Regions from separate parts of the Mus musculus genome. Here all the other regions are linked to region 2. A link is a loop called in an ENCODE intact Hi-C map of the cell type or tissue named here. Cell type or tissue: heart. All regions are shown on one strand. Each heading gives the region's core, and the rest is flanking DNA. Links, peaks and the distances in the headings are about the cores only. Region 1 holds the start of Gemin5 (gem nuclear organelle associated protein 5). Region 2 holds the start of Larp1 (La ribonucleoprotein domain family, member 1). Region 3 holds the start of Zfp672 (zinc finger protein 672).

Region 1 (10,785 bases), core at 1,729-9,728, 160 kb before region 2:
CTTCTGGTGTGTCTGAAGACAGCTACAGTGTACTTACATATAATAAATAAATAAATCTTTAAAAAAAAAAAAGATACCTTTTAAGCCTAAAATGGAGGCAGGCTGGTTCATCAAACTCTGTCTTCAGTGGGCCTCAGGGTTCTTGTTAAAAATGACTGTAACATCAGCATGTGGGAGACTGGTGTTAAAGAACCACCATGTTACACAAGCCGGGCTCTGTCTCAGAGAAAAGGAGCCTGGCGTAGCACCACATGATGTAATCCCAGCGTATGAGAGGCTGAAGCAGGAAGATCTCCACCAGTTTGTCGCCCTGGGCTGCAAATTCCAGGCCAATCAGAACTACACAGTGAGACTCTATCTCAAAGGAAAAGAAGAAAGAGGAAGGAAAGATCACTCTAACACAAATTTGTGAACATTACTGAGAAAACTCTTTCAGAAACCAAATTGCCTGGCATGGTGGCCCACACCTTTAATCCTAGCACTCAGGAAGGCAGAAGCAGGTAGATCTCTGTGAATTCAACACAGTCTGGTCTACAGAGCAAGTGCCAGGCTAGTCAGAGCTATATAGTGAGATCCTGTCTAAAAAAAAAAAAAAAAAAAAAAAAAAGCCAACGGGATGGGGTGTTATCGAGATGGTCCAGCTGACAAGCTGAAGTCAGTCAGTCTCTAGGCCCCATATCATGGAAAGAGAGCACCAACTCCTTGACCTCTGACCTCCATACACACACATTGTGAAATATGAGCACACACACACACACTAAATAAATAATAAAGACTAAGAGACGAGCTAATGCGTTTGTGTGCTCCTGGCAAAACTAGTGATCAATGTGGAGTCTGGTAACCCTGAATTTAGTGCCCTTAGGCTATGCTAGCATAGGTAAGGGCTCTCTATTAATGATAGCCATTGCAAGTTTCCATATGCCACATTCAGGAAGGGCTAACAGCAGTACAGAAGTACAGTCGAATCTGAACAAGTTGCTTGGGTTTGAGTTGTAAGCAGAGTTCAATTCTTTTTTCCCTCCACACCACTAACTAGTTCTCACAGCATAGGCACTCCATTAAGCAGGAGGCGGGATGTCAAACCTCTGCTCTTTAATCTTTGAATACCCCAGTATCAGGAATCAGAATTCCCACCCAACTACAGAGTCTCTTCCTGTCCTTTCTGATTCCTGACTCATTTCATTTATTTTGACAGGCTCTCATACTATAGCCCAGGCTGCCTAGCCTGGAGCACATGGCAATCCTCCTGCCTGAGTGCTGAGCCAGAGCTCAGATTCATTCTTTTAGTATTTCAGCTAAATACACTCTTGCATCTGTCTTTAAAACACCTCCCAAAAACTGGAAAAGTACGCCGCTATGTAGCATTTAAAAACAAACAAACAAACAAACAAACAAAAACTTGCCAGGCATGGTGGCGCACGCCTTTAATCCCAGCACTCGGGAGGCAAAGGCAGGCGGATTTCTGAGTTCGAGGCCAGCCTGGTCTACAGAGTGAGTTCCAGGATAGCCAGGGCTATACAGAGAAACCCTGTCTCGAACCCCCCCCCCCCAAAAAAAAAAAAACTTAATTGGGATACTGAACTGCCTTGTCCAATCTGTCCCAGATGTTTCTCGCTTAATAATACTTGCCTTGCTGGATTGGACAAAATAAGGAGCTTTAGTTAAATACAGGTATATATGGCGGTAAATGCACACAAACGCATTAGCTCATCTCTTAGTCAACCTTGAGGTTGGTAGAAACAGGGTATTTCACATCATGTTGGCCTTTATTATTTATTTAGCGCGTGTGTGTGTGTGTGTGTGTGTGTGTGTGTGTGTGTATGTGTGTGTGTGTTGGCCTTTATTATTTATTTAGCGTGTGTGTGTGTGTGTGTGTGTGCGTGTGCGTGTGCGTGTGCGTGTGTGCTCAGTGGCTGGTTGGCGGGTTCCACAGGTCTAAATCCTTAATTAAGGAAAATATGTAACCTCAGGACCTGGAATTTAGTTCCAGGCGGCGCACGGGAGCGAGAGGCGCGGGTTGGGCCTCAACGCGCTCCGTAGCGCCCGCCTCCAGGGGCGGGGTTTAAATCGATCCCGCCCCCTCCCGCTCCACGCCGCGGTTGCGAACCACCGTCCCAGAGCTCCTCTGCTGAGCTTGGGCGGCCGCGGAGATGAAGCCGGAGCCGCGGACGCTGCCGCCGTCCCCCAACTGGTACTGCTCACGCTGCAGCGACGCGGCGCCCGGAGGCATCTTTGGCTTCGCTGCGCGGACCTCCGTCTTCCTCGTCCGCGTGGGTCCGGGTGCGGGCGCGAGCCCAGGGGCGCCCCCGTTTCGAGGTGAGCCCCTCACGGGTCGGCGCAGTCCTTCCTGCCGTCCTCTTGGGGGAGTTCTGTAAGTCGCCGGGTCCGGCGGCGCGCGCACGTGGCCTCTCTCGCTTGGAGGGACTGACCCAGCCTAGACCCGGCGTTTAGGGTGCTCCTGGCCTTCCTGCTTGGCCAAGGCCCTGCCGGCCCCTAGTACGCCCCCTGGGGTGGGGGCTGTTCTCCCTTCTCTGATCCCGCTGGGCAATTACTTGACGGTGATGTCTGTAAGATGAGTGGTGATGACACCCAGCGTTTCTGTCTTTCGTCTGTGGATGTTTCTGTTCCATGTGTGTTAAGTGACTTCTGTTTATCTGCTTGTTGTTTGTCCAGCAACATGCAGGCTAACTGTCTGGATAGTGCTTTAGTTAACCAAGTCTGGTTTTGCTTGCAGTGGTAGGAGAGTTGGTGGGACACACTGAAAGAGTATCTGGTTTCACTTTTTCTCATCACCCTGGACAATACAACCTCTGTGCCACCAGCTCAGACGATGGAACTGTGAAGGTTTGGGATGTAGAGACCAAGACTGTAGTGACAGAACACACACTCCATCAGGTAATTGTGCATCCTGAGGCCTCAGATTGTTTTAATAGATCTCATGCATATGGAGGAATGCTACTCATTTTTGTTGGCTACTTAGATATGTTGGAAAGTCTCTCAAATAACTTTTTTTTAAAGATGCATGTTTTGTTTAGAAAGTAGAGTTTCTGGTAGCAGCTGTAACTTGGCTAGGTAGAGTGCCTGGCTAGCACACTCAAAGCCCTGGGCTCAGTCCCCAGAACTGCATAAATGAACATGGTGGTGCACACCTGTAATCATAGCACTTGGGAAGTGGAGGCAAAAAGATAGATAGTCATTCTCTTTTTTATATATATATATGTATATATATAGAGAGAGAGAGAAGGGGGGGGGTGTCAGTTTTTCCAATGTATGCCTGCACACCAAAGGGGGACATTCAGATCCCGTTATAGACCGTTTAAAACTACCGTGAGAGCTCTGGGAATCAAACCTGGGACCTCTTGATAAGTAGCCACTGAGCTATTCTCCAGCCCCTAGTCACTAACTCTTTTTTTTTTTTTTTTTTTTTTTTTTTTCCGAGACAGGGTTTCTCTGTGTAGCCCTGGCTGTCCTGGAACTCACTCTGTAGACCAGGCTGGCCTTGAACTCAGAAATCCGCCTGCCTCTGCCTCCCAAGTGCTGGGATTAAAGGCGTGTGCCACCACGCCCGGCTTAGTCACTAACTCTTATCTGTAGCTGCTTTGATGATATAACAATAGAATTGAGGAACAGCCACTGAGAGCATGGCCTACAAAGTCTAACAGAGCCAATAGGTCCATATAAAATATATACCCGGACTGATAACTGATGAGAAGGCTTTCCAGGTTCAAGGGCCTGTCCTGGAAGCCTGATGACCTGAGTTTTGATACTTTGTTTTATTTTGTTTTCTTTACTTGAATTGTGTATGTGTATTTCGCCTATAGGCCTGGTGTCTATGGTGGTAAGAAGTACATGAAAACTGAAGTTTCTGGTGATTGTTGGTCACCATGTGGGTGCTAGGAACCAAAGCTCTGCAAAAGCAGCAAGTGTTGTTAACCACTGAGCGGTCTCTCCAGCCCCTTGAGCAGTTTAATCTCCATGAAAGTAAGAGAGAACTGGCTCCACAGAGTCTTCTGCCTTCCACATGCTCGGCTGTGGCACATGCTCTCCCCAACACAATAAATAGAAAATATAGGGGCTGGAGAGATGGTTCATCCATTAAGAGTGCCTCCTACTGTCCCAGAGAACCCAAGTCGGGTTCCCATCACCCTTGTGGGTTGGCTCATAACCAGCTCCAGGGAATCCGTTCACCTCTTCTGGCCTGCATAGACACACATGTGGCTTTGCACACATGAGTAAAAAGTGTGTCTGTGCACGTCCATGTCAGTATCCCCAGGCATGGTGGTGCATGGCTGCAATTCTAGAATTCTTGTACTCAGGAGACAGGCAGAAGGATTGCCTTGAGTTCCAGGCCAAAATTACAAAGTAAGACGGTCTCAAAACCACACAAAAAGTTTTAACTTTAGACTTACTATATTGCTATACAGGTAGTTATAGCATATTTCTTAAGTACCTGTAATGTGGGTAGCATTAGGCTGGTTTACAGCCCAACACTCACAAATGAGACTCATCTGGCTTTGCTTTGTTTGAAGCATACAATATCAGCACTGCATTGGTCTCCGACAGTTAAGGACTTAATAGTCTCTGGGGATGAAAAAGGAGTCGTTTTCTGTTACTGGCTTAACAGAAATGACAGCCAGCACCTCTTCACAGAGCCCAGGACCATATTCTGTCTGACGTGTTCACCTCATCACGAAAATCTAGTAGCCATTGGGTGAGTACCGAGTACTGTGCTGTCTGCTGGTGGTTTGGCTTAGTTTATGATCCTGCTTTTCTTTCCTCTTGCCTGTGTGCCTCAGTCCTCAGAGGACGACAGCAGCCCAGGGTGTCATATGATCCTGTGAGCTCCAGTTCCAGACTTTGCTCTGCTCCCCATATTTCTATGATGCTGTGTTTTCTATGATACTGAATTTTCAAGCCACCCTTCAAAAGTTAGAAGTGCCTTCTTTCGCTCTTGGCTGACTTAGACTATCCTTGGATGTGGTGTTAACTGTAGAGTGCCAGGTGACTCTGCTTTATGTACCTCACAAATAGGACAAAGAAGGCCAGCTTCATGATACCCTTTATGAAGCCTTTGGATGTACAGGATCGTTTGGGTCTGACTCGGGAACATTTATGAAGAAAGGCTAGGGATGCTAGATTATAACGCAGAAACATTGGCTTCCACTAGGAAGTCAAAGCAGAAACTTGGTAGGAGTAGGTATAAGCTATTTTTCCTAAGCTAAGTATAAAATACTTTAAGGTTTTTTGGTTGGTTGTCTTTTTACCATGTATAGTTATTTTGCTTGCATATGTGTTTTGTGTACCATGTGTTTGCAGTGCCCTAGGAGACCTGAAGAGGGCACCAGATCCTCAGGGACTGGAATGACAGATGGTTGTGAGCCACCTTGTGAATACTGGGACTTTGGTTCCTCTAGAAGAGCAGCTGGTGCTCTTAAGGGCTGAACTGTCTCTCTAGCTCCCAATAGATACTTTTAAACGTGTTCAAAATAATTCACTTTTTAAAAAGCTATTAGAGTCTATGGGTTTCTGCTGAATTCATAGATTGACACTTAGGTACAGTTTAACGGTTCCTGTTAAGTTTGTAGTTGGAAAGCAGTATCATTTGTGGAGCTAAGGATGTGGCTCCTCTGGCAGAGGGCTTCTCTAGCACATACAAAGGCCTGTGCTCAGTCCCAGGTACTGTATAAAGCAAATATGTTGGCTCATGCTGTGATCTCAGCCCTTGGAAGGTGAATGAAGTTCATGATCACCCTCGGTGCATAGTAGGTGTGCAGCCAGTCTGTGATGTGTAAAGCTGTCACAAACAAAGTTTATCAGTTAACTGTTTTCATTGCTAAAATCTTTTCCCTTTTCAGGGCAGCAGCAATGCAGACAAGCTGTAAACTTAGTGGGTACTGGGAGGAGTGGGTAGAGAAGAGGAGGAAAGCCTTGTCTTTTGAGTTAGGGTCTGCCTTGGAAGTCTGTAAACAGCTGTAAAAAGAGGTGGGGCGTGGTGGAAAGGGAGTCTCCAGAGAAAGAGTAGTCTAGAGTCTCAGGGTAAGCATATGTGGGATTTGAACCGGTATCTAAGCAGGCAGAAAAGAAGAAAAAAGAAAGTTCTATGATACTGTGCTGCTTGGGTTAGAACTCAGACAGGTGAGAGGCTTGGCAGTGTCGATCTGCAGGCTCCTGAAATGTTTCTAACTTATTTTTCAGCTACAAAGATGGCATAGTGGTTATCATTGACATCAGTAAAAAGGGAGAAGTTATTCACAGACTTCGAGGCCACGATGACGAGATCCACTCCATAGCCTGGTGTCCTCTGTCTGGTGAAGACTGCTTATCCATCAGCCAAGAGGAAAACTCGGGTAAGATGATGGAAGGAGAGCTCTGCTCTCTCCAGCCCTAAAGAACTAAGTGTTGAGTTGCAGCTTCTGAATTATGCTTAGACCCTGAGCCTCGCAGAGCAAACTAGGAAATGGGGAGGAGCTGACTTTGCTGAGTTACTCTGTAACCACAGTGCATGTCCAGTGTAAATTAAAAATAAGCAGTTACTAGCTGCTCTTCCCGGGTCCTGAGTTCAATTCCCAGCAACCACGTGGTGGTTCACACCCATCTGTTACGGGTCTGATTCCCTCTTCTAGTGTGCATGAAGACAGAGCATTTATATATATATATCTTTAAAAAATAAAATCTCTGTCTCTTTCCTAGAAGAACCTGACATTCCCAATGGGAAGCTTATAGCAGAAACCCCCATCACAAAAGGCTGCTACTTAGCCACAGGAAGCAAAGATCAGACCATTCGAATCTGGAGCTGTTCCCGCGGCCGGGGTAAGGTTGATGCCTAGGGGTTATCCTGCTTTCTTTTCTGTTGCTATGGTAACACAACTACCCACCTTGGAGGGACTAAGTGATTGCAGCTTACTTAGTTCTAGGTTCTGGTCCATCATTTTATTACTTTTTTTTTTTTTTAAGAATTGATTTGCTTTTTTGTATATAGATGTTTTTGCATAGACATATGTCTGTGTGCTGTGTGTGTGTGTGTTCAGGGAGGCCAGAAAAAGGCACTGGCTTCTGTAGGAACTGGAGTTATAAACTGTTCTTGGTCACCATGTGGGTGCTAGAGAGCAACAAGTCCTCCTAACTGGCGAGCTATTCTCTTCCACTGCTCTGCAACCCATTCTTCAGAGGAGTCAGAATGAGTCGGGCTGTCTCCTCTGCAGTGAGGAGCAGAGAGGAGAGGATTGCTGCCCACCTCTGCTCAGCTTTCTCTACACTTAGCAGCTCAGGACCTAACCCCCCAAATGAACAGCACCACCCATCTGCAGACTGTGCTCCAGCTCCTTTCTGCTGCTCTGATAAAACACAGACCAAAAGAAACTAGGGGGGGGGGTTGTTTCAGCTTCTAAATTAGAGTCTGTCACTAAGGGAAGTCAAGGTGGGACCTTGATGTAGAAACTGTCCAATGGAGGAATGTCATGTGCTGGCTCAGCTGGCTTTTTTGGATAGCCTGGACTGCCTACACAAGAAATGATACATCCCATAGTGGGCTGGACCCTCTTTACAAATTGACAGTCACCCACAGTCATACTCAGAGGCCAAACTAATCTAGATAATCCCTCACTGAGATTGTCTTTCCAAGTTTCCTGTTTTGTCACAGTGTCTCTTCAGTGGCAAATTCTGTACTGTTGCAGTAGAATTATCTATTTGTTTTGTTTCATCTCATTCTAAGAATATCATCTAGCTAAAATCTTGCTTACCAGAAAGTTGCTGTCCCTTATAACCTGTTTAGACCTCTCTGTTCTGGACACCTGGCCTTTGTGTCTGTTTTCTAGTGCCTTCTAGAAGGCAAGAACCCCGGCTTTGCTGAAAGAGTCTTGCCTGGCATGCAGAGTAAGGCTGTCCTAGATCTTGCTATGTATACCAAGCTGGCCTCAAACTCACAGAGATCACCTGAGAGCAAGATCTTTACTATAAGAATGCGAATAATGGGCTTTCCTTGAGTGTTAAGAATGGAAAAACAGTGACACAGACTCAGTGTGCATACTGAGCCCATGAACAAGCTGGCTATGTTACATTGTCTTCAAATTTTAGTTAGCGCTGTGACGGCACACATCACCTTTATGTGAGTCCTGGGGATCAGACTCATCTGTGTGGCAAGCACCTTGTCCAGAGCCATCTCGCCAGGCCCATCACTTGCTTCAAATTAGGCTAAACATCCCTCTTCCCCCCAAGACACCTGCCTGAGAATCCGTGAACACAATAGCTGTCCACAGTAGCCTTATGTTCTCCTTGTACAGCAGACCTGCTGGAGAGTACTGAGGGTACTGAGAGTACTGAGGGTACTGAGAGTACTAAGGGTACTGAGAGTACTGAGGGTACTGAGAGTACTGAGGGTACTGAGGGTTTTCTGTACTCCACTTGGAATCTCCCGAATCACATCTCTGAACTTGGACCCTGGCGTGTATGTGTTGCTCTGTTTTGTTTGAGACAGGGTTTCTCTGTGAAGTCTTGGCTGTCCTGGAACTTGTTTGGTAGATCAGATGTGCCTGAATCTGCCTTCTGAGTACTGGGATTAAAGGTGTGCTCCACCATACCCTACTGGCATGTATGTTTTTAAAGCTGTGCTTGTGGTTCTGATGGGCAGTACAGATGATTGGGTCAGTGCTGGTGAAGGTTTCCTTTTGAGGGTTAAGTGGCCCTTTCACAGGGGCTTCATATCAGATACCCTACACAACAGTTATTTACATTATGGTTTATAACTGCCAAATAACAGTTATGAAGTAGCAACAAAATAATTTTATGGTTATGAGTCACGGCATGAGGAATTATATTAAAGAGTTGCAACACTAGGAAGATTGAGAACCATTGAACTAGGAATAGGAGTTAACTAGGAGAATTCCACTATCCTGGAGTTATTGAAAAGTCTCAGGTTAGGGTCTCATTCTAATTAGGAACTCAATCCCCACACGAAGATACTACTAGCATGTGTGCATGTTCATGTACAAACAACCTTTGCAGGCCAAATAACCTTTGGTGCCATTACTTAGGCACCATTTACAGACAAGATTTGGAACTTGACAAGCCAGCTAAGCTGGAGAGTTAGCCAGGGAACCCTGTTTCGCCCCCCTTGCAGCTGGACAAGCATGTTACTGTGCCTGGTTTCAAATATGGGTCTTGAGGATCAAAATCAAATCTTAATGCTTGCAAGGCAAGTACTTTACTACGGGCTGATCTGTCTCCTAAGCCTGTCCCAGATAAAGATACAACTTTTCAAGTCTCAAAGATAGCCTGAAAAGGTTTGTTTGACCTAAACATGGCTAGACTGGTCTTAACCTCTATCATAGTAATATCTCCATAATAAAAGGACATGTTCTTTCTTCTGTGTGCACATGTATGTAGAGGTGATGTTGCATGTCTTCCTTGGTTCTTCATGTTTGTTTTTTCTCTCAGTCTTGTCTTGTGAGACAGGTCTTAACTGAACTTGCTGCTCAGTGATGAGGCTAGATCAGCAACTGGTCAGCAGCTCCAGGGATCTGCCTGTGTCTGTAATGAGGTGATAGGTGTACCCCACTGCACCAGGATGCTGCTTCTTTTTCAGTGGGTGCTAGGGGCCTAAGTTGAGGTGTGCAAGCTTGCATGGCAAGCAGTTTCATCACTCTAGCCCCCAAGATTTTACTGTTAATTAGCCAAACAATTTGTAAACCATAGAATTAAGGGTTGCTGGGAGGGGCATGCTACTGTTTCCCTGTTCTGAGAGCAGATCGACTTTCCTCTAATCTACAGGTGTAATGGTTTTGAAATTGCCCTTCCTGAAGAGAAGAAGTGGGGGTGTGGACCCAACAGTTAAAGAACGGCTTTGGTTGACACTTCATTGGCCTAAGAACCAACCAACACAGCTGGTATCCAGTTGTTTTGGGTAAGTGTTGGGGTCATACTTTCTAATAAATACTGTTTTCCTGTTGAGATCCAAAATTCTAGGCTTGTGTATTCAGAAAATACAGAAATAACCAAGATTTATGTTGTCATTGTTATTCTTTCTTTCTTCCTTCCTTCTTTTCTTTCTTTTAATTCTTCATAATGTCTTTTTTTTATTGGATATTTTCTTTATTTACATTTCAATTGTTATCCCCTTTCCCGTTTTCCCCTCTGAAAACCTCCGTCCCCTCCTCCCTCCCCCTGCTCATTGCTACCCAACCCACCCACTCCCGAATCCTGGCCCTGGCATTCCCTTACACTGGGGCATAGAGCCTTCATAGGACAAAGGGCCTCTCCTCCCATTGATGTCTGACTAGGCCATCCTCTGCTGCATATGCAGATGGAGCCATGAGTCCTACCATTGTGTGCTTTTTGGTTGGTGGTTTAGTCCCAGGGAGCTCTTTGGGGGCGGGGGGGGGGGTGGTGGTTACTGGCTAGTTCATATTGTTGTTCCTCCTATGGGGCTGCAAACCCCTTCAGCTCCCTAGGTCCTTTCTCTAGCTCCTTCATTGGGGACCCTATGCTCAGTCCAATGGATAGCTGTGAGCATCCACTTCTGTATTTGTGAGGCACTAGCAGAACCTCTCAGGAGACCTCTATATCAGGCTCCTGTCAGCTCCTGTCAGCAAGCACTTGTTGGCATCCACAACAGTGTCTAAGTTTGGTGATTGTAAATGGGATGGATCTCAAGTTTCTAGATGGTCATTTCTTCAGTCTCTACTCCAAATTTTGTCTCTGTAACTCCTTCCATGGGTGTTTTGTTTCCCCCTTCTAAAATGGATAGAAGTATCCACACTATGGTCCTCCTTCTTGAGTTTCATGTCGTTT
Region 2 (10,785 bases), core at 1,156-9,155:
CCCAGGTTCATGAAATTCCCAGTACCCACACAACAGCTTACAACTGCCTCTAACTCCGGTTCCAGAGAGTCCAACTCCTTTACACAGACGTACATATATATACAAAGCACCAATGTACATAAAGATATTAAATTATTTTTCAATTGCTTTAAAAAAATCATCATTGCTAGAAGTGGATGGCGGGCATGCCTCTATTCTCAGCTTCAGACAGCAAAAGCATGAAGGTCTCACCATCATTATACCACATTCCAAACAAAGCAAAAGTAGTCATTTCATCTAGGCAATGGTGGTGTACCCTGTTTTCCCAGCACTCAGGAAGGTGGGGTGAGTCTCTTAGTTCAAGGCCAGCCTAATCTACAAAGTGAGTTCCAAGAGTCTGAGCTACACAGTGAACCCGTCCCTAACTTGAAAAAACAAAAACCGTGGGAGGCAGAGGCAGGCGGATTTCTGAGTTGGAGGCCAGCCTGGTCTACAAAGTGAGTTCCAGGACAGCTGAGGCTATAAAGAGAAACCCTGTCTCGAAAAAAACAAAACAAAAACAAAAACAAAAAACAAAAAAAGAAAGAAAAAACAAAAACAAACGAAAAAAAACACAGTTATTTCTTTGAGTGACTGACCTACAGTTAAAGCTGTTAGTTACAGCCAGGTGTAGTGGAGCACACCTTTAATCCCAGCACTCTGGGAGGCAGAGGTAGGCAGATCTCTGAGTTTGAGGCCAACCTGGTCTACAAACTGAGTTCCAGGGCAGTTACTCAGAGAGTAGGGGGAGAGATGTGTTGATACCAAGGTTTGGTAAAATGGCTCAGCAGGGTTTTTTTGTTTTTGTTTTGTTTTTTGTTTTTGTTTTTGTTTTGTAAAGCACTTGCCACCTACCCTGACAACCTGAATTCAGTTCACAGGGCCCATGTATGATGGAAGGAGAGAACAGATGCTTGTAAAATGTCCTGGCAGAGCTGGGCAGTGGTAGCACACACCTTTGATCCCAGCACTGGGGAGGCAGAGACAGGTGGATCTATGAATTCAAGGCCTGTGGTCTATAGAGTTCTAAGACAGGCAGAGCTGCTACCCAGAGAAACTCTACCACAAAAAAATTGAATGAATGAATGAATGAATGAATGAATGACTGTCCTCTCACTTCCACATGCCACACATAAAAATAGATACAAGATGATGGCAACTGTCCATCTGTCCATGCACCATGAATATGCTTTCCATCCATGGCCAATCAAAAGTAACTTTTTAAAAAAGATTTATTTATTTAATGTATGTGAGTGCACTGTAGCTCTCTTCACACACACCAGAAGAGGGCATCAGATCCCATTACAGATGGTTGTGAGCCACCATGTGGTTGCTGGGACCACTGGAAGAGCAATCGATGCTCTTAACCACTGAACCCTCTCTCCACTCCCAAAAGTAATTGTTTTATGTGAATTTTTATTGTAAGGGTGCATAAAAGGGTGGGGGGTTTTGTTTGCTTAGTTGTTTGGTTTTTTAAAGAAGTATCTCCAAGCCCTGATTTCTCAGTCATCCTTCTGCCATGACCACTCTTCTGCAGGATTCATAGGTGTGAACCACCATACCCAGTTCAAAGGTCAACTTTAAAGCAAACTATTTCTTGTGGGGTGCTAAACTGAACACAAAAAATAAAAGATGTTCATTCTCTGCCTTCTTTTACAAGTTAAAAAAAAAAAAAAAAGACCCACATAAAAGTTTCTGAAGGTCCCATAATCTCTTAGGCACTGAACCAACAGTTCTTAAGCTCTTTCACAGGATTCACCAGAGACCACCAGAAAACATATTTACATCATGATTCACAGCAGTAGCAAAGCTAGTTATGAAGTAGCAACAAAAATAATTTTGTGCCGGGTAGTGGTGGCACATGCCTTTAATCCCAGCACTTGGGAGGCAGAGGCAGGTGGATTTCAAGGCCAGCATGGTCTACAGAGTTAGTTCCAGGACAGCCGGGGCTATACAGAGAAACCCTGTCTCAAAAAACCAAAAATAATTTTATGGCTGGGGGGTGGGTCACCAGGACTGAGGAATTATATTTAAAGGGTCACTGCATTAGGAAGGCTGAGAAATGTTGTTATCACAGTGAAGGGTCACCACTATCCTGAGAGGCATGCACATCATAAACTATTCCCTGTTGTTCAAATGAGGAGGGTGGGACTCAGCTAACAAGAGACAGCGATACAGCACGTGCAGACTGACCCCAAAAATCTATGCATCTCTTCCCACTTGGGCACTCAAGATTGAGAGGGGGTGTGGCTGGAATAAGGGGAAAGAATGGAAAAAATACTGTTCAGGAGGGTGTCCAAAAGGACAAATCCCAAAACTTAAAACCATAAACCTAGCAGGGCAGTGGTGGTGCACGCCTTTAATCCCCGTACTTGGGAGGCAGAGGCAGGCGGACTTCTGAGTTCGAAGCCAGCGTGGTCTACAGGACAGCCAGGGTTACAGAGAAACCCTGTCTCAAAAAAACAGAAAAAAACAAAAACAAAAAAACCCATAAATCTAAAACGGGGGTGGGTTGGAGTTGGGGGGAAAATGAAGGGGAAACTGCAGTAGGTACATAATGTATGTATAAAGAAAAGAAAGAATGAAACTGGAACTAAGGAACAACAAACACACAGAGGTGGAGGTGGGGAGGGGTTAAAACCAGGTATAGGGAAGGCAGAGGTAGGAGAATCAGGAGTTTAGGACCAGCCTTGATTCCGTTCCAAGCTAAGTTCCAGGCTACACTAAGACTATGCCCTCACTTTCCCCTCTCCCCAATACAAACCTAGGACTTAGAGGTTAAACAAGATAGGAAATGCCACATGGAAGGAAGAGAGGGTAAAACATACTTTATTACTAGTTACTGCTAGTGTCCCTCAAATACTTAAACACCAGCATCTGAGCCAAAAGAAGGCTAAAAATAGGCATTTGCAGCAAGCTTTGGAAAGCTTAGCTTGCTTATGAGACACTCATTTCTGTACACTCCCAAAAACACATGCATCACAGAACATAAAAATCCCAAGACCACACAACCACTCCACTGGTGGCACATTCATTTAAAGATGTCCTGGCTGAAGATAAAATCAGAGCTGAAAAGGGACCTACCGATCCCTTTGGCTGAGGCAATAAGGCCACCACCACCTAGCCTTGCCAGACAGACAACCCAATCACAGAATTCACTTTAAAAAGCACCAAGGTCTTAACAAGCTTAAATTCAGAAGCTATTGGATTAGTTCTGGTAAGTCTGTCAAAAAACTACTCCAAAGATTCTATCAAAACCAACTGGTAAGATTACAAAAGAAACAAAACAAACAAACCAAAACAAAAAACAACCAAAAAACCCCACTGGAACAGAACAGATATAGTATACCTAAAATGTGTGCTTTGGTCACTTAAATTGAGTTTGGCTTTATCCTGAGGAAAAGTTGAGATGCCAGCCAAACTGTCTTCTTCCCACGATCAATAGCTCCAATGACGCAAGCTATCAAGGGCCCATGGCTTTACACAAAATGCCAGCTCAGGCACCCAATCCTGCCTGATTGTCACAGCTGATTTAAAACCCACAAGGCAGGTTCACCAGTAGCTAAGTGCGGCGAACTGAGCGAACAGCCTCATTTAAACTTCTGAGGAGCGCGGCTCGAGAGGATGATTATACCTCTGAATTTAAAGAGGGGCAGGACCAAAGAGCGTCTTAAAGTTGATTCCTCCACTCTGTGGGTGGAAAACGAGGATATGAAAGAAAATGGAGGTTTCAGTACTGCCCCTTGCATAAGAGGATTCGGGAAGGGAAGGAGAAGAAGAGGGAAACTCTGGTACTACAACACCCCCAACCCCATGTGCCCTCTTCCTTATGAAGCAACCCTAAGAGAAATCGAAAGGGCAACCAACGTGCTGGTTTCCCCCAGGGCTAGGCCTACACTTTCCAGCACTCTGGAACCTGAAAGCGGCTAGCTCCGACTTCCTCGGTGCCCAGCTTAGGTTAGGCAACCACACCTAAGCTCCATAGCAAGTTTTTGGTTTTGGTTTTTTTTTTTTTTTTCATTTTTTAAAGTTAAAAGTACCAGGACTCCGACGATCAAACTCAAGGGCCATGCTCACTATCAAACACCCAGGAGTACCCAAGCGGAGGCTGTGCCCGAGTGGTGCGCCACTAGATGCCCACGCCGATCGCGCCCGGCTAGGATTCCCGAGCCACCTCCCACCCGGACTCAGCGGGGGAGGGGAGCCCCGCGCGCAGCTCCGGCCGGCGAGCGCTGCGAACAGTCCTGGCACGGCGCATGGCGCCCAACTGTCACCCGCCCGCCCCGCACCGGCGCGGCCACTCCCTCGCCGCCACACACGCCCCTCGCGTCGCCGCGGGCCGCAACCGGCTCCCGGGCACGCAGGGGCCCGCGCTCCCCACGCTTCACCCGGCTCCCCGAAGCGCAAAGTTGCAAAGTTCAAAGCCAGGCCCAGCTCGGAGCCATGACACATGTTCTCTGAACACGCACTCTCGAGGCGCCGAGACGCATAGGGAGCACAGGGCACACGAGCGGCCCCGCCCGGCCCAGTCCGCCAAGCTAGGCCCGAGGCATGCCGTTGCCACCAACCGCTGCGGCCCCGGTAGCCCCGCTCCGAGGGAAACGCCCGCGTCACTGCGCGGGCCAGTGCCGCGCCGCGCAGACCCACCTGGAGGCGGCTGTCCGTTCACCGCGGCCGGCGGCGGCGCGTGCTTCGTCCACGGGTTCACCTTGGGCGGCGGTGCCTCCACGAAGTCACGCCGGCCGCCGTCCTCGCCGTCGCTCCCCGCTGGGGCTTCCGCAGCTGCGGGTGGCCGCGGGCTCTCGCGCTCCGCGCCGTCGCGGCCAGGCCTGGCGCAGGCGGGCCGCGGCCTGCGGACGCCGCCGTCGGGCTCTCCGCCGCCGTCACCCGGGCCCGACTCGGCCTGGGCGTCGGGCGCCGGCTTCTTCCTCGCCAGGCCGTGCTCCTCGGCCTGCAGCAGCGGGGCGCCCGCCGGCAGCAGCGGCTCCACTTGAGTGGCCATCTGCGCGGAGGGGCCGGGCGCGCCGCGGGCCCCGCTCGAGGCCGCTGGCGGGGCGCCGGAGCCCGGGCCGCGCGGACGCGGAGCGGCGCGGACGGGCTGACGCTGAGTGGCGCGCCGGGCAGAAGGCTCCGGCGCGCCTAGCCGGCCTGGCGGACCTCGGTCCGCCGCCTGCGTCCCCCCGCCCCCGGCCCGGGGCGGCTCGGGGGGCTGCAGTGGTGCGGACGGCCAGGGGGGGAGCGGCGCGGAGAGCCGAGCCAGACCACGCGATCCGCGGCGGGCGGCGGGCGGGCGCGCGCCTCGCGACGCGGCGCGCGAGGGGCGGGGACGGCGCGGCGACGGGCGCGCGCGCGCAGGGCGGAAGGTCCCGCCCCGGCCCCGCCCCCTGGAGACCATTCCTGTGGCGCGGCAAGTGGACGGGGGCGAGCACGTGCCTGATGCAACTTCGGAGGGCGGGGGTGGGGGAGGAGCCTTAAAGGGCCAGCGCCCCAGAACGGTCGCAGGTGGAGCACATGGGACCTGGCCACGCGGCCGGCCCGGCCTGCTAACGCTGGTGACAAGTGTTTCTCGGGGCTCCGCGTTGGGGTCTTTTACTATGTCAGCCCAGACTTGGCTAGTGATGCAGAGGGGTTCTTTGGCCGCCCCCTGTGCGTGGCTTCTGGCCCCACTCCGATGACCTTGGCCCAGCTGCAGCCTGGCCAGAGCACTGGTAATGGGTCCAAGGGAGTTCTTTCCCCACAGGGGCAGCGAGCGCCTCGGAAAGAGAACAGAATTCCCAGTAGTACCCACGCTATGCAGGCCCTCGAAACCCAGTGTTTTATAGGCAGGAAATGGCTTTTCTTTCAAGTCGCTTGTGTTTTTTCTATAGAATTGTTTAGGGTAGAGTTGAACTGACACTTAATTGAGGGACTCAGAAAGCTCTGAGATTTGTATCTTAACCCTGACCCCATTGCAGTTAGTTAGGGGTTATCAGCAGTAGTCAGGTCCACTTCCTGGGTCTCGATTTCTCTATTGTAAAATGAAGGAACCATTTATGCCAGGTGGTTTCAAATTTCTCTGTCATTTGGTTCAATAAATGTTTACTGACTTTATGCTCTGGGGGCCTGCAAAGTTCTTAGAAAGGTCTGCCAATAAACCAGGCTAACAAGCACCTGTCCTCCCGGAATTTACACTGTAAGGTGGGGGAAGGCACAGTAAACAGGAGAAACAAATACTTCATTACAGCGCAGTAGTCACTGTGCTGTAATGAAGTAGACAAGATTGGCTTTTTGTTTGTTTTGGGTTGTTTTTTCCGTTTGGTTTGTTTGGGTATTTTTTTGTTTTTCAAGCAGAGTTTTTGGTTGGTTGGTTGGTTGATTGGTTGGTTGGTTGGTTGGTTTGGTTTGGTTTGGTTTCTGTCTAGTTCTGGGCTCTGATTATCCTAGAACTCTCTCTTTCTGTAGACCAGGCAACCAGGCTTACTTCGGACACACAGAGACCCACCTGTCTCTGCCTCCCTAGTGCTGGGATTAGAGGGTTACAACATCATGAATTTAACTGAGATTGGCTTCTTTAATTGCTGAGAGAAGGTTTCCTTGAACTCAGATCCCAAAATACTGGAAATAAGAGACGTGTCAGGAACTGACTGGATCTAGAAATCTGAGAACCGAACAGCCTGGAAGGTTGGCGAACTCTCCAAAAGAAGGATTAGAAAACAGGTGGTCTCCTGGGTGGGGGGCATGGCTTCCTGAAAAGACTCTTAGAGACCAGACACTGGTATTGTGGACACCGGGAATACTGGGGAAAGTGTTCATAGCAATCTGGTGTTCAATTCCATCTCCAGTCTTTGCCTGCAAGCCTGGGACAGCTCTCTAGCCTTCCCTGATAGCCCCTCTCTTAGAGGAAAATTAATGCCTAAGTAGTCAATGAGAGCCAAAGTGCCCCCATTATAAGGCACAACACACTAAAGCCAGCGCTTGCTCGGAGAAGCACGGAGGAATATACGGTTTGAAGGAGATAGAGAATTTAAGCAGTATTTTTGTTATTGTTGTTGTTTTCTGAAACAGGGTTTCTCTGGGGAGCCTTTGCTGTCCTGAAACTCCTCACTCTGGCCTGGAACTCACAGAGATCTGCCTGCTTCTGCCTCAAGAGTGCTGGGGTTAAAGGCAGATCCCCTCCCCCAGCTTAAAACTGTGGCATGTCTACCCTTTAATCAAAGAGCACAGCAATGCACGTTGCCACCAGGGTTCACTTTTAGTTATTGGTAAATACTTTGTTTTTTTCTTTTATATCTCTCTCTCTCTCTTTCCTTGAGACAGGGTTTCTTTGTGTAGCCTTGCCTGTTCTAGAACTCACTCTGTAGACTCAGACTCACAGAGATCCGACTGCCTCTGCCTCCCAAGTACTGGGATTAAAGTCATGTGCCACTTACTAATTGGATATAGAGAGGAGATATACCCTCACACAACTTTCGGGCATAGCAGGGCTTTGTGTAATGTCGAACTAGCTGGCTCATCTACCCAGCTCACAGTGCCGGTGCCAACAAAAGTGGTCAGGCCCTGCTGTGTGGGAACTGGGGCTCAGAGATGGCTACTCTGAGTCCTGTCCCGGGGCCAGAGAGAGGCATTGGATATCAGGAGGGGGAACTCAGAACTTAGAACCTTTTAGGACTGTCCTCAACTAGAAATACTCAACCCTGGGAAGGTAAACTGAATAATGATTTCATCTCCTTCTTTTGAAGATGAGGACACTGAAGTTCAGAGAAATAAAAGTTCCTCATCCAAGGTCACAAAGCCAATCCATGGCAGAACCAAATCCAATAGCTTTTCCTAGATTCAAATAATGGAGGTCTGGAAAGCCGGTGGTGGTGGCCACCCTTCATCCCAGCATTCTGGAGGCAGAGACAAGGGACTCTCTAAGATCAGGCCAACCTGATCTATAGAGCGAGTTCCAGGACAGTCAGGGCTACAAGGAGAAACCCTGTCTTGAAATAAGCATCATCATCATCATTATAATCTTCATCATTATCATCGGGCTAGAGAGAGGGTTCACTGGTTAAGACCGCTGGCTGCTCTTTCAAAGGACCTAAGTTTGGTTCCCAGCACCCACAAGATGGCTCACAACCTTCTATAACCACAGTCCCAATGAATCTGGCATCCTCCTTGGGCACCAGGCACACATATGGTGCACAACCATACTAGAAGGCAAAGTACTCAGACACAAAATAAAATAGAACCTTAAAAAAAAATGATAACAGGGCTGGAGAGATGGCTCAGAGGTTCAGAGTACTGTCTGTTCTTTCAGAGGTCCTGAGTTCAATTCCCAGCAACCACATAGTGGCTCAAAACGATCTGTAATGAGACCTGGTGCTCTCTTTGGCATGCAGGTATACATGCAGGCAGAATGCTGTGTATATATATATATATATATATATATATATATAAATCTTTTTTAAAAATGATAACGAAGCCGGGTGTGGTGGCGCACGCCTTTAATCCCAGCACTCGGGAGGCAGAGGCAGGCGGATTTCTGAGTTCGAGGCCAGCAGCCTGGTCTACAAAGTGAGTTCCAGGAAAGCCAGGGCTACACAGAGAAACCCTGTCTCGAAAAAAAAAAAAAAAAAAATGACGAAGGGCAAGACAGGTGTGGTAGCACATGCCTGTAATGCTGAGGCAGGAGAATTGGAGAGACTCTGAGGCTAGCCTGGGCTACAGAGTAAGTACCAGGTCAGCTGGAACTAAATAGCAAGACATTGTCTCAGAATAAAAATTAGAATACAGAAGGCTAGTACTGTAACCAGGCTTCCTCTGTAGCACTCCCAACAAGGAAGGCTGGGGAAAGGAGCTGGGTTGTAAGACAGGAGCTGGAGCTGGAATCTTAATTCAGACCTCCCCTCCCCCAGTGCCAAAGACTGAATGTAGGTCTCTTCTTGCATGCTAAGCACCTTCTGTACCAGGATACCAGTGAGTAATTCAGGCTAATGGTTCCAGTGATATTTATTTTATTTGCAGTGTTAAGGATCAAACTCAAGGCCTTGCACTTTCCAGGCTCAGTGCTTGACTACTGAGCCCATATCCCCAGCCCAGACTTCTGCTTTCTGACATACTACAACATTCTGAACACAGGCATTTTTTTTTTCTAAATACTAGACAGGATCAAAAATTAATATGTTTGTTTTTTTTTTTTTTCCTAGAGCCAGGCATGTTAGTACTCGCCAATAGCTTTAGCATTCAGGTTGTGAAGCCAGGGAGATCAGAAATTCAAGGTAAACCTTGTCTACATATTTCTATCCATAATCTAGATTGCCCATGACAAGAAGAAGAAAAAAACTCGAAAAACCTAAAAAAAAAAAAAAAAAAAAAACAAGAAGAAGAAAAAAAAAAAAAAAGGTAAAAGCACCCAGTGGGTGTACACACTGTACCTTCTGTAGTTAAATATGTATCTTCACTCCTGGTGCTGAGAACTTCCTGCACTGACACAGAGTTGAGAATGAAGACTAGGGAACTAGGAGACTGTCTGATAACCCAAGCTCCTACTCTAGAACGGTGGAAGCCTTTAGGCAGCCCCTTAGCCCAGGATCATTACTCTATCTTATTTTAGGCCTAGGTATGAGAGCAGGAAGAGCTACCATGCCTTAGCTCACAGCACTCTTGCTCCTGTGAGAGCATTGCTTGTATTTATTTATTTATTTTGTTTTTATTTTTTGTTTTTGAGACTGGGTTTCTCTGTGTAGCTCTGGCTGTCCTGAAACTCACTCTGTAGACCAGGTTGACCTCAAACTCAGAAATCCATGGGCTTCTGCCTCCCAAGTACTGGGATTAAAGGTGTGTGCTATTTGATAGATTTTTTTTTAAGATGGCTGATGTATGTAGTTGTCTTTCCTATGTGTATGTGTGTGCTGTGTACATTCTAGTACCCATGGGGACCAGAAGAGTATGTCAGATCCCCTGGAGTTAGAGTTACAAATGACCCTGAACCACTGTATGTATACATGCCAGGAACTGAACCTACGTCCTCTGAAAGAGCTGCAAGTGCTGACCCATCTCTTCAACCCCAACCATAAATTTATAATCCTCCTGCCTCTGTCTCCCACGTCCTAGGATTACAGGCATGTAGCACTTCCACACCTGGCCTTGAACACACGGTTTTATCCCACTGAGAGTTTAATTTTCCAAAGGACCTTGGGTTCCTGGAAGAAATTGTGCGGGGCCATTCACTTCCTCTGGTAGCTCTTGGGTACAGTCCTGCCTATGCCAACATGGGGGGCAGGGTAAGACGGGGAGAGACCTTGGCCAGAACAAACAAGGCCAGCTGGGGAGCATTTTCCAGCCCCAAAGACTCACAGGCTCTCTGGCACATGCTGTGCAATGACTTTAGCTTCTGGGAAGAGAGGCTCAGCTGAGATCGCCTCTGCGACCTGTCATGTGAAGGGAGGTGGGGGAAGACACTGTTGTCATCACACCTAACCCTGGGGCAACCATTTTCTATCAAGTAGGATGATGATGCACCCCAGTTACACATGAAAGAGGCCTAGAGTTAGGATGAGATGGTTTGCCGTCGAGAAGGGCTAACAGACTTGCCCCTGATTCTGCACCTAGCACCAGCCTCCCTTCACCCCATCAATTCTACTTAAGCAAACTCTTTTCCATCCTGCCTTCCACAGTGACCTCAGGACAGGTCTCATGTATCTCATGCTGGCCTCGAACTCACAACAAAGCTGAAAAGTGACCTTGAATTTCTCTCCCCCCTTCTACCCATTGAGGACCAGGATTATAGTGAGACAGCGCCAT
Region 3 (10,785 bases), core at 1,546-9,545, 320 kb before region 2:
TAACTAAGCTTGTCCTAGCAGGCCATCTCCTCCACAATGACCACTCTTCCTCATACCAGTTCCCTGAGTCTCTTACACAACCATCTCTCTGGTTTACCAACTAGACTGTGCACATTCCATGACAGTAAACTATCCTGACATTCTTTTGGTAAGCCCACAATTCCAAGAGCCAGAAATATATATTAAAGGCCAATCACAACAGAGATAAATCCTTGCAATATAAAAAGTTTCCTGCTGATCATGGTGGCACACACCTAATTTAATCCCAGGAGCAGGGAGGCAGAAGCAGGCAGATCTCGGAGTTCTAGGCCACCCTAGTCTACAAATCAAGTTCCAGGACAGCCAGGGCTACACAAGAGAATCCTGTCTCAAAGAGAGGGGGATGGGGAGGAGGGAAGGGAGTTGATTTCCTTACAGACTCAAACCTTACCGTGCCTTTCAAATACCTGAAAGGTCTCACAACTCAAAATGATTCTGAGAGACATATCTAAGAAGGTAAAAGGTGGGGGGGGGGGGGGGGAGATTTCCTCAGCCTCCAAACTGCCTCCCAGTCTCAGCCATCTCCTCTTGCCTCCAGGATATGTAAGATACCTGAGCTAGCAATCTTTTTGCTTATTCAGAAAGAAGAACAATGAGTGGTTCTATGCCCCAAGCACTCAGGCAGGGTCCCTGCTCTCCATCAGCACTTGTCACACTTGTCACACTGAACCGCCACGTTTTATGTACATGTCTGCTTCCCTTTCCCACCCCAGCCCACTGTGAGAGAGGAGTCTAAGGCCTCATTGATCCCACAGCTCTTCAGCAAGTCTGGCCTCTGGACTTCTGACCTCCTCCATCAGCCTTCTCACCTGTATCCTAGGATCCAGTTCCTCCTCCTCTCTAGGGGACAATTTGGTCTCACTGCTGTTGCTTCCACTTCCTCCAGGCTCCTCTGCGACCGGGCTCCTAGGGCCCTCATCCTCTACCACCTCTGACCGAAGTTCCCCCTGCGGAGTCTCCCGGCCCCCTGCAGCCTTTTTGAGATCAGCCATGCTGGCTGGAAGAGGGCAAAGCCCTATGCACAAGAGAGGGCTGGCATGCTGGGAGCAGGGCCCCAGTTTGAGGCTTCCTGGACTTTGGATGGAACAGAATAGGGCTTTCTCTTCTCAAAGGCCGAAGAGAAGCAGCACAGATGGGCCTCGCGTTCAGTTAGAGGCTGAGCTTCGAACTGCTGAGGAGGTCCTTATAACTAAAGCTTCGTCTGTGCAAAAGTTCTTCACACCTCACCACGGGGAGCCCACCAAGAGACCCCAGCGGCAACAGCTCCAACTCAAGGAGCAAAGGGGGCCTGGATCCTGGGCCGACGCCTGGGAAGAGGAGCACCATTCGGGAGGGTGGAGGCAAGCGCCTCCAGGCTGTGGTGGCAGATGGAGAGAAAGCTAAGTCCAAGCAGAGGGTGGGAGATGCGCCTCTGGGGAGCTGCAGGAGACACAAAGGTCAAGTTACATAGGATGTCAGCATCAGAACCTTGGCCAGCAGCCTCCTCCGCGTCCTGGGTCTCCCCAAGATACCACTGGTTTCCCAACACACACTCCCGAGATCCGACCAGTCCCCCACCTCAACTTCTTTCCTCCGGCCTCAAGGACTTTAGGTCCGACTCTGCTCGCGTCCCTGTTCCCTCCACAGTCCCTCCCCTTCCAAACTTCCCTCTGAGCCCCACCCTCTCTCCTCCACACCCTTTTTCTACCAAGCCCGTCCCCCTCGGTCCGGCTTTGCAATTCACCTTCTATCCCCCAACCTTGCCTCTCCAGCCCTGGGGGCCATCTGAGCCTCCAGGCTCCAAGCGCATACTCTTCCGCGGACCCAGCGTCTGAGTCCCAGCCATCCCATGTAACCAGGCGAAAAAAAAAATGCCCCTTCCCGGCTTTACCTCAGTTTACCTTGCTTTACGGGGAGCGTCTACGGAGCAAACAATCTTCCCCCTCCCTCCGCAACAAGACCGTCCAACCAAAAACGCCCTGGCAGAGAGGAAACGGAAATACGCCATCGCGTAAAAACGCTATTTTTTTTTTTCCTCTCTGACAAGTATTGCCCGATGTAAGCTCACGCTCGGCGTGCTAAACGTTCAGGGTCCGTACAAGATGGCGCTACTCTACATCCGACGTCGCCTTTCCTAGCTCCCAGTTCACCCGCCAACCAAGCCTAAATAAAATGAATGCATGAGTAAGAGTTGCTGAGGAAAACTACAGCAGGTGATGAAAATCGATAGTCCCTCCCAATTCGAGAAATGCTAGCAATAGTGTCGTACGCGGGAGCGGCCATCGTTGCTTTAGGAACAGAGGCGGGGCTAAGGACTGTCACTGCCTGGCGCGACCGGAGGTGATGCAACTTCCGGTTTCGGCTAGCTCCTATCTGGGTATTGCTAACAAAAACGAAGTCGTTTTTCAAAAGTGATTTTTTTTTTCCTTTTCTTTTCTTTTTTCTCGGTTCAGTGAATCCGGCGGACTCTAGGTCGAGACAGGTGGGTGAACCTCTCCCGACACCTGCAGCGGGCGCCATCTCTCCCGCTAAGTAGCCGGCCTCACGGGACGCCGGCTACCGCGTGAATGCAGAGGATCTCACTGTTAGCTCACTTTCCTAGAGTGGGAGGAGGAGGCTCGAACTTAGCCCAGTGAGCTCCCTGCTTCGTTCATGGGTGGTCTGGATACCAGTGCTATGTGTGGCTTGCAAGACGGACCGAAGCCATGGATGGGATGCAGGATGGATGCTTGCGTGGTACAAATGTCTGACGGCCTCGGGGCCCCAGGCTTTTTTTCTGGAGATGAAACACGTATCCGGGCCCAATTCTCTTCCCATTGGGTTCTGTTGAACATAGCCCGTGTTTAGTAAATCGGTAAAGAGTCTGTTTAGTCAAGAGCTGCCTTCCTATCTGTGAAGGAGTCTTTAGGTGTTTCTAGAGGCATGAGAATGGAGGAGGACGGGGTTCCACAGTCTGAAGTGAAAGGAATTCCAGAGCTGGTCCCTGTTAGGGTCCAGGAGTCGCCCCACAAACCACAGGAATATCAATCTCAGTCAGACAGGGATAGTGTATTGAATGCACACCCCACGGTCGGTAGACATAGCTTAGACTCTGGAACTGAATGCTACTATCATGAACTTCGTTTCAGGGTCAGTTTATATAGGCAGAAACCCATAATGAACTCACAAGCAATTGCGGGGAGGGCTTGTAGGGTTATTGGCCTTTTTCCAAGTTGTGTGTGTGTGTGTTTAAATAATTTAGACATAACAGTTCAAGTTGACTTCTATCTTGCTTAGCTCTGAGTGAAGTCTGCAATTGGGGAGTTTGCAAGAAGAACAGTCCTCAAAACATGGTAACAAACCTCTGAACATACCGGGATATATGGTCAACATGACCACGGTCTGAGCCAGACTATTCTCTGGGTCAGCAGTCAGTCTAATTTCAGTGGCAGCAGTATGAGATGGCACTCATACTGGCAGGCGAGAAGCAAAATGGCTACAGCTATGCCAGGGAGGCAGTGCCAGGGGAACAGGCTTCAACTGTCTATGCTGTAAGTCCAGTTTGTGTCTAGTTAGCAGTTACACTAAAAAGTATTCTGTGGCTTGTCAAAGAACGATAAGGAAGGCCGTGTAAACAGTGGTTCTCAACCTTCCTAGTCCTGCGACCCTTTAAAGTGCTGTCCCCCAACTGTAAAATTATTTTGTTTCTCCTCCATAACTGTAATTTTGCGACTGTTATGAATTATAATGTAAATATCTGATATTCAAGTATGGTATCAGGTATAATATGTGACCCTCCCCCAAAGAGGTCACAACCTACAGGTTAAGAACTGGTATAAAGGATTGTACAGCTAGATATAGGAGCCAGTACAGTGGGGGAGAAATAGGACTCCAACTAGAGATGAACAAGGGGGAAATTTGTAACCAAAGATCAGTTTTGAGGGTTAGTGGATGAGAATGTGATTCGAGGGAAAAAAAGGGTAAAGGGGTCTGGCTAAGCCAACCTAACTGGGTTCTTGCTGAAGACAATCCTGGAAGGCTTGTGTCTATAATTGGGAGCCTGGCATACAGAATTGGCAGAGGGGTGGTCTTGGTAAACTCCCTTCACAAAGTCCTTCATTAAAACTAGGTTTTACAAGATAGTGTTTGGATAGGCCTAGAAAAAGGTTCAGGCGCCTGACCAAAGTTAGACCAAAGAATGTTTCTCCAAGACTAGGTAGGGCATGAAGGCCCTGTCTTTCCTAATGACTGCATAGCAAGATGTTTGGCTCTTGGCTTCCTGAGAAGGGTTCTCCTAAAGAGTAAGAAATGCATGCACTACCTTAAAGGGATAAAGGAAGGAGACAAGTTTGTAGGCCCCTTTTAGGAAGTGCTCTAAGAAAAGGAAGTTGGGACTCTGTTAATCCCAGGAGTTGCTCAGAATATCTAGTGCTTTCTCCTGGCAGTGTTGAACTTTCTCAGACAGTTGTTTCCATGAAGCACGGGGACCTGGTCCTCCTAGGAACAAGACCACTGGTGCTAGAAACCCTGCGAGGATTTAGTTACCTCTTAGTACAGGGTTTTGGATGGAAACATTAGGAACCAAGAGGTCCTCAGTTCCTAGTTCTCCCCTTCCATTCTAACCCTGTGAGTAACTGCTTAAAGCCTGGGGATTTAGTACACCGATGGGGGTTTGCTTAGCATGCCTGAGGCCCTTGATCCAACCCCTTCTCCCAATACACACACACCTTCAGAAGTGCAATATAAAAAGGTATAGACCGAGGAGATCATTCAACAGTTAAAAGGCACCATCTGCCAACTCAGACAGCCTGAGTTAGATCGCTAGAACCCAAGAGTTGGAAGGAGCGGACTGACGGCTGTGAGTCAGCACACATGCACATACACACTGACTAAAAACAAAGAACAAGGGCAGTGGGACACACCTGTCATCCCATCACTTAGGGAGACTAAGGCAGGAAGAGTGTCACACTAGGCAACTGTGTGATAACGTCTCCAAAACAGAGAAAGAAGTAAAAATTTAAAATGGAGTGTGCAAATACAGTTCAGAACTTGTCTGTATGTGCAAGGTCCTAGTAGGTTCTGAGTCCAGACTGTTGGGCTGCAAAAACTGGAAGTTTTAGTTTTAGAATTCTTATTTTTAGATTTGTTCATGTATGAGTGTTTTGCCTGCTTGTATGTATGTGTACCACATGCATGTCTGGTGCTCTTAGAGGTTAAAGGGAGACATAGAGTCTTCTAGAATTAGAGTTATGGATGTTGTAAACCATCATGTGGGTGCTAAGTATCAAATCTAGGTTCTCTGCAAAAGCAAGTACTCTTTCCATTAAGCCTTTTCTCCAATCCCCCCAAAACTTACTTATTACTAATCTATTTTATTTGCTTTTTTTTGAGACAGGCTTTCAATGTATAGCTCTGGCTGTCCTGGAACTCGAGACCACCTCTCTCTACCCTCGAGTGCTTGGATTAAAAGACTGAGCAAAACCACTAAAACAAAACAACCAAAACAAAAACAAAAACAAAACCTAGTTTTTAATGAAGATAGTTCAGTGTATGTTGTAAGGAAAATAAAAGATGAAAACAAAGATCTGGGTGAGAGGGGTAAGAGGCTCAGTGGATAGAGGAGTTGCTATACAAGCCTGCAACAACCTGATTTGTTATTTGAGAGGACCCAACTTCAATTTCCAGCACACAGCCATCTGTATCTCCAGTTCTAAGGGATCCATCTCCCTCTTCTGGTCGCCTCAGGCACTGCCTGCATGTGGAGCACATACATATATGCATACTTTTTTTTTTAATTATTAAAAAATTAACTTGTAAAAGCATTAAAGACAGAGAGCAAAGCTGTGTCAGGCCAGAGGCAGAAAAAAGGACTCTGGAGGAAGAGCAGGAGCAGGCTGGGCCGTTTTGAGGTGGTTTCGCTGTACTGCAGGCCTAGAACTGCTGTGCCCCTCCTGCTTACCCTTGGTAAGCACTGGCAATTACCTTAGTTTGGCATTTACATTTGTTTTTCCTGATATTACTATCTTATTAATTTCATCCTTAAAAACTAAGACCTATCTTGAACTAGTAAAATTTGTTTTCAAAAATGTTGATCTTTAAATACCTTTCCAGCATGTTATATCTTTGTACTATACCAAATCCATGTAGCTTGCCTATGTTTAATTTACTGATACCTCTTCATAGTTAGTTTACCTACAAAAGGCTAAAATGAAACATCAGTCTTTCTGTTGGGATAAGTGTTTCGCACCTTTAAGTTGGCCACACCCAGCCAGGTGGTGGTGGCGCACGCCTTTAATCCCAGCACTCGGGAGGCAGAGGCAGGCGGATTTCTGAGTAAGAGGGCCAGCCTGGTCTACAGAGTGAGTTCCAGGACAGCCAGGGCTACACAGAGAAACCCTGTCTCGGAAAACCAAAAAGAAAAAAAAGAGAGAAAGAGAGAGAGATGGGTGTTTATGTATCATTTTGATGATATCTGCTTACATATATAAGCAAAAAAGGTTTTGAATAATTTTAATTAGGCAGTACCATGTTCAGAGTGTCTTTTAAAATCACTGGGCAGGTCCCAGGTTTATAGTCACTAATAATTAAAGCAGCATTATTTTTATTATTTAAAAATTAAAGAAGGCAACAAAGCTAAGTGGGATAGGCCCGATGCATAAATATCTGGTTAAATGAGCAATTTCAGTTCTCAGGTGCTCACAAGATCTGGGTTCTAATTTTACTCTTAACTATGCTTCATTCTTGAAAATAGTTGCTCAAATGTAGCTGCTGTCATGATTGAGGTGTGATCATAAGTTGAAAAATAAGTATCTCTAGGATAGGACCTATGAGTCAGACACCATCAAATTTTTCTTTACTTGAATGTCAGAGTTTAGCTCTGTGCGTTCCATTTGAGAATTGGCAGGTGATGTAGTGACTGAAAGAGACAAGGAAGGTGTACAAAACAGAGTTTTCCATTTCTGTTTTTCCTTACAACACAATCCTTGAGCACCAGATTTGTCGATGTGTTTAATGCCTTTCAAGCCATAAGTCTTAGAAATCTTGCATGAATTCCCTGCAAATTAAGCAGAGTGCCTTAACAAAAATGTAGTCAGCTGTCTGCTTTTCACTAAATATGTAATTTGTCTCTGGAGTTCAGTTTAATTTTTATTTATTTTGCTGTGTGTATGTGTGTGCTCTAGTGCACATGCACATGTGAAGATCGGAGGACAACTCTTAGAGGATTTTCTGCTGGTACCTTGTGAGAGCTGGGAATCAAACTCAGGCTGTGAGGTCTGTACACAAGAGCCTCTCCCCACTAAGATATCTTTACAGTCCTGAGGCTGTGTTTGTTTGTTTTGGTTTTTTCCGAGACAGGGTTTCTCTGTATAGCCCTGGCTGTCCTGGAACTCACTCTGTAGACCAGGCTGGCCTCGAACTCAGAGATCCACCTGCCTCTGCCTCCCAAGTGTTGGGATTAAAGGTGTGCGCCACCACTGCCCGGCTGAGGCTAGGTTTTCTTTTGAGGCTAGAAGCCATGATAGGATAAAAATAATAGACAAGGAGTTATATTTACTTTTATGATGAAAATTGACAGGAAAATAGAAAGCAAGGTTTGGATCCTTCCATATCTCATCTGCGTGTGCAACATGGAGGGCCTAAAACCCAGCAGGCAATGTGTGGATTTGGATTGAGGTGTGGAAATGCCTTCAATCATCAGATAATGCCTATCTTAATTGCAGAGCATGATGGTCACACCTTTAGTCCTGACACGGGGAGGCAGAGGCAAGTGGATCTCTGAATTTGAAGTGAACATACTAAATTCCAGGCCAGCCAGGGCTACATAGTGAGACCCTCTCTCAAAACAAAGCCTACCTGCTCTGCAAATGACAGGTTAGCAGCTCAGTAATCGCTGTCTTTTACTCATGACCAGAACCATCTGTAACATCTGGCCATGCCAGTTTCACTGTCTGCACCTAGAAGATAACACCCTGGAAACCACCATAAAGCTGAACCTATGTGTATATACAAATATATTTGTGTGACATTTCAGTCTGTTGTCATCTAAAAAGTAAACAACTGTGAAGTTGTTACAAAATAAGTCACTCAGAAGGGAAGGGGGATGGGAGGAGGATCTTCGTGCAAAGGGTACTGGGAGGAGGGGGCTGATATTGTGATGTAAATTTTTAAAAGGTAACTTGAAGATACTATCAGTTCCCAGTATGTATTATAAAGTCAAATGATTAAATATATTTATATATCTTACAAAATTAAGTCATACACAAACTTTTTTTTAATGTTACTCTTTTATTTCAATAATGGTCTTGACAGGTAGTTTCATGTCTGTTGCTTTAGTAAAACACCCTGACAGAGCAACTAAATGAAGCAAGACTATTTTAGCTTCCAACTCTAGGTGATAGTCCATTACTATAGAGGAGTCTCAGCAGCAGTACAGGTGCTTGCTCCACATCCCATAGTCATGAACAAAGAGCTAATGGGTGCTTGACGCTTGCTCTCTGTCGCCTCCCAACACTCAGAACAGTGCAGAACCTAATCCATGACATGGTACCTCCCACATTCGGAGTGGGCCTTCCACCTCACTTAACCCAATCATGAAAATGTTAACCATGGGTCAACTCAACCCATATAATTCTCGTTGAGACTGTATTCTCAGGTGTTTTGATATCCTTTCAAATAGACAAAACTAACCAACACGGACTCAGGGTCTATGCTGGCTGAATTCCTGCTCCCACTGCGTCCAGCGAGTCTGCGTCCCACCGATCTGTTTCGTGTGGTACTTGTAAATAAACTCTGGGTCTCGGCTCGTCCAGCAATCTGTCAATTGAGCTACATCCCCAGCAGGTTTACGGTTTTGAGTTGGGCGTTCTATGCTGCAAGCGCTGGTTAGAAGCCCTTGCTCTGAAAGGTTGGGAGCCGTCTCCATTCACACCGGAAGGCATCTGGTCAGCAGAACAGGACTACCGCCGTCCCTGGCAATGCTGGACAGGTCATTAATCTATGGGGAAGATTAATCAAGACAGTGAGCATCTGGTCTGGCCTCGCAGTTTAGAAATACATTAACATGGCGACGGATGGGTGCTACTGGTCTCCCTCGAGTGGTCTATACGGCCCTGACTCAGCTCAAGGTGGCACTGGGCTCACAGCCCTTTGCTCTCAGTAGCAGAAGGGCCCACGCGTGGACACCCGAACGGAGAGACAGGTTAGCTAAACCTGCCCTGTGACACTGTGGGCACACCATGTCAACTCCGCCCTCTGCCAGGGCAGGTCAATAGTGCGCTTGCGCGGGCTAGATGCCCCAGTAACCCTGCGGACAGAGTGGGCCAATCAGCGTGCTGTCTCCTGGCCCCGCCCTGCACTGCGCCCGCCCCTTCCTCCGCGCCCTGAGGCCAGCGCTGTCCGCAACGCTTTGAGGTGAACGCGGCTCGGAGCGGCCCTCCGAAGACTGGTGAGAGGGCTGAGGGCCTCAAGGCAGGGCGGGCGGGGCCGCGGCCCTCGGCCGCTGCCGTCTCCTCTCAATACCGGGTCGAGGGACCTGGACCGGAGGGCGGCGGGCCAACGCGCCTGCGCAGGTTGCTCCAGGCCGGCGGTGCTGTCCAGCCTCACACCGGGGAAGTTGCCCGCCTGACGGAGCGGGCCAAGGGGCGATGACAGCCTGTGGCCGGTAGTGACAGCTTCAGGAGACCCGAGGAAGCGTGTGTCTTGCCTCAGCGCCCCGCAGGCTCGCGTCACTGGGGCGCCGGCGCCCGCCTGTGGTTAAGGCAGGCCGGGGTGTGCGTGCCATCGCGGTGGGAAAGGATTCCTGGGGCGGAGCGAAAAAGCCAGAAAGACCTGGCAGGCTGTAGTGTGCTAGAAGTCGGCCAGTAAGTTATGCCCCTGCCTCAGTCAGGCTCTGCCTAAGTAAGAGCGGTCCTGCAGAGTAAATCGCAAGTACCGCACAACTTCAGTTCTCAGGTTTATGACTGCTTTGACCTTTCTCTCTTCATAGAAACTGTTATGGTTTCCTGTATTGAGTTATCCCAGGCTGCAGGTACAGGCAACTTAAGTCCTCAAGGTCACACAATTAGTCATGGAAGAACTAGGAATTGGATGCTTGCCTTTCTGGATCCTCTAAGCAGGTTTGTCAACATAAAACGAAGCTCCCCAAAGGTAATGTGAGATGTATGCAGGCTACAGCAGAATTGGGGGGAAATTGCTATAAGTTTTAGATGCTATGTAATTATAGTCTTAGCTTTCAGGTTAGTGGAGGTTAGTGGTTTAAGTTAATGTCTTCCAAAAGCTTTACCTGATGGTACAAAAGTCTGTTAAAGAGATGAGAGGTAAATGACTGTTAAGGTGATTAAAAATAAAGATATCCAAAATAAATGTATCACCCCTACCAGACTTCCCGCCTCTGCCTCGGATGCTTGCACTACTGTGCCGGGGTGCTGTGAGATGAGACTGGGTACACAGGAAGGTGATCTTTGGGAGAGCCTTTAGGGTGTTGTGCTTTGTTTTTATAAACAAAATCTTAAGGAACAAATTCCTGTATCATGTTATTAGCCTCCATAATTCAGGTAGCAAGATTGAGGACAACTTGAAGCTACATGATACCTCATCCCCAAAGAAAGTATGACCTACAGTACAGGTAGCAGATGAGAAAACTCTGCCAACAAAAGAGGTGGGAGGCCTGGTTTGGGTTTAAGATTTATCTATGTATATGTGTTTGGGCATGTGTCTGAGTGCACTCAACCATGGAGGTCAGAAGAAAGCAACAGGTCCCCTGGAGCTTCAGTCACAGGCACTTGTGAG

Evidence for each region. A loop is a pair of places that touch in the nucleus more often than their neighbours do. Peaks named below come from ENCODE experiments on the same cell type or tissue, not always from the same donor. Only the 100,000 strongest peaks of a DNase experiment are listed, where the experiment ranks them.
Region 1: it touches region 2 in a loop (3-fold over the local background); 2 of 42 quality-filtered maps call a loop at or near these places.
Region 3: a loop joins it to region 2, with 2.8 times the contacts of the local background. A loop is called at or near these places in 2 of 42 quality-filtered maps.

The regions. Positions count from the first base shown.
Region 1 is chr11:58,159,819-58,170,603 of GRCm38, reverse strand. It overlaps Gemin5 (gem nuclear organelle associated protein 5), which reads left to right and starts at 2,065. Exons shown (of 28, transcript NM_172558.3): 1 at 2,065-2,316; 2 at 2,735-2,895; 3 at 4,530-4,711; 4 at 6,196-6,347; 5 at 6,691-6,810; 6 at 9,766-9,898. The coding sequence starts at 2,151. It also overlaps a transcript of Mrpl22 not described here. In heart, for the core only: CTCF peaks have their summits at 2,008 and 5,333 (motif pointing right); a DNase peak (open chromatin) is centred at 2,423; H3K4me3 peaks cover 1,490 bases; H3K27ac peaks cover 1,196 bases.
Region 2 is chr11:58,003,428-58,014,212 of GRCm38, reverse strand. It overlaps Larp1 (La ribonucleoprotein domain family, member 1), which reads right to left and starts at 5,149. Exons shown (of 19, transcript NM_028451.1): 1 at 4,666-5,149. The coding sequence starts at 5,020. In heart, for the core only: no CTCF peak of the experiment used is centred there; DNase peaks (open chromatin) are centred at 3,882, 4,272 and 5,402; H3K4me3 peaks cover 3,658 bases; H3K27ac peaks cover 3,251 bases.
Region 3 is chr11:58,321,927-58,332,711 of GRCm38, reverse strand. Zfp672 (zinc finger protein 672) reads left to right here and starts at 9,347. Exons shown (of 4, transcript NM_001256516.1): 1 at 9,347-9,442; 2 at 9,983-10,143. Sh3bp5l (SH3 binding domain protein 5 like) reads right to left here and starts at 2,005. Exons shown (of 7, transcript NM_024480.5): 1 at 1,920-2,005; 2 at 849-1,458. The coding sequence starts at 1,031. In heart, for the core only: a CTCF peak has its summit at 5,730 (motif pointing left); DNase peaks (open chromatin) are centred at 2,021, 2,331 and 9,331; H3K4me3 peaks cover 3,393 bases; H3K27ac peaks cover 2,893 bases.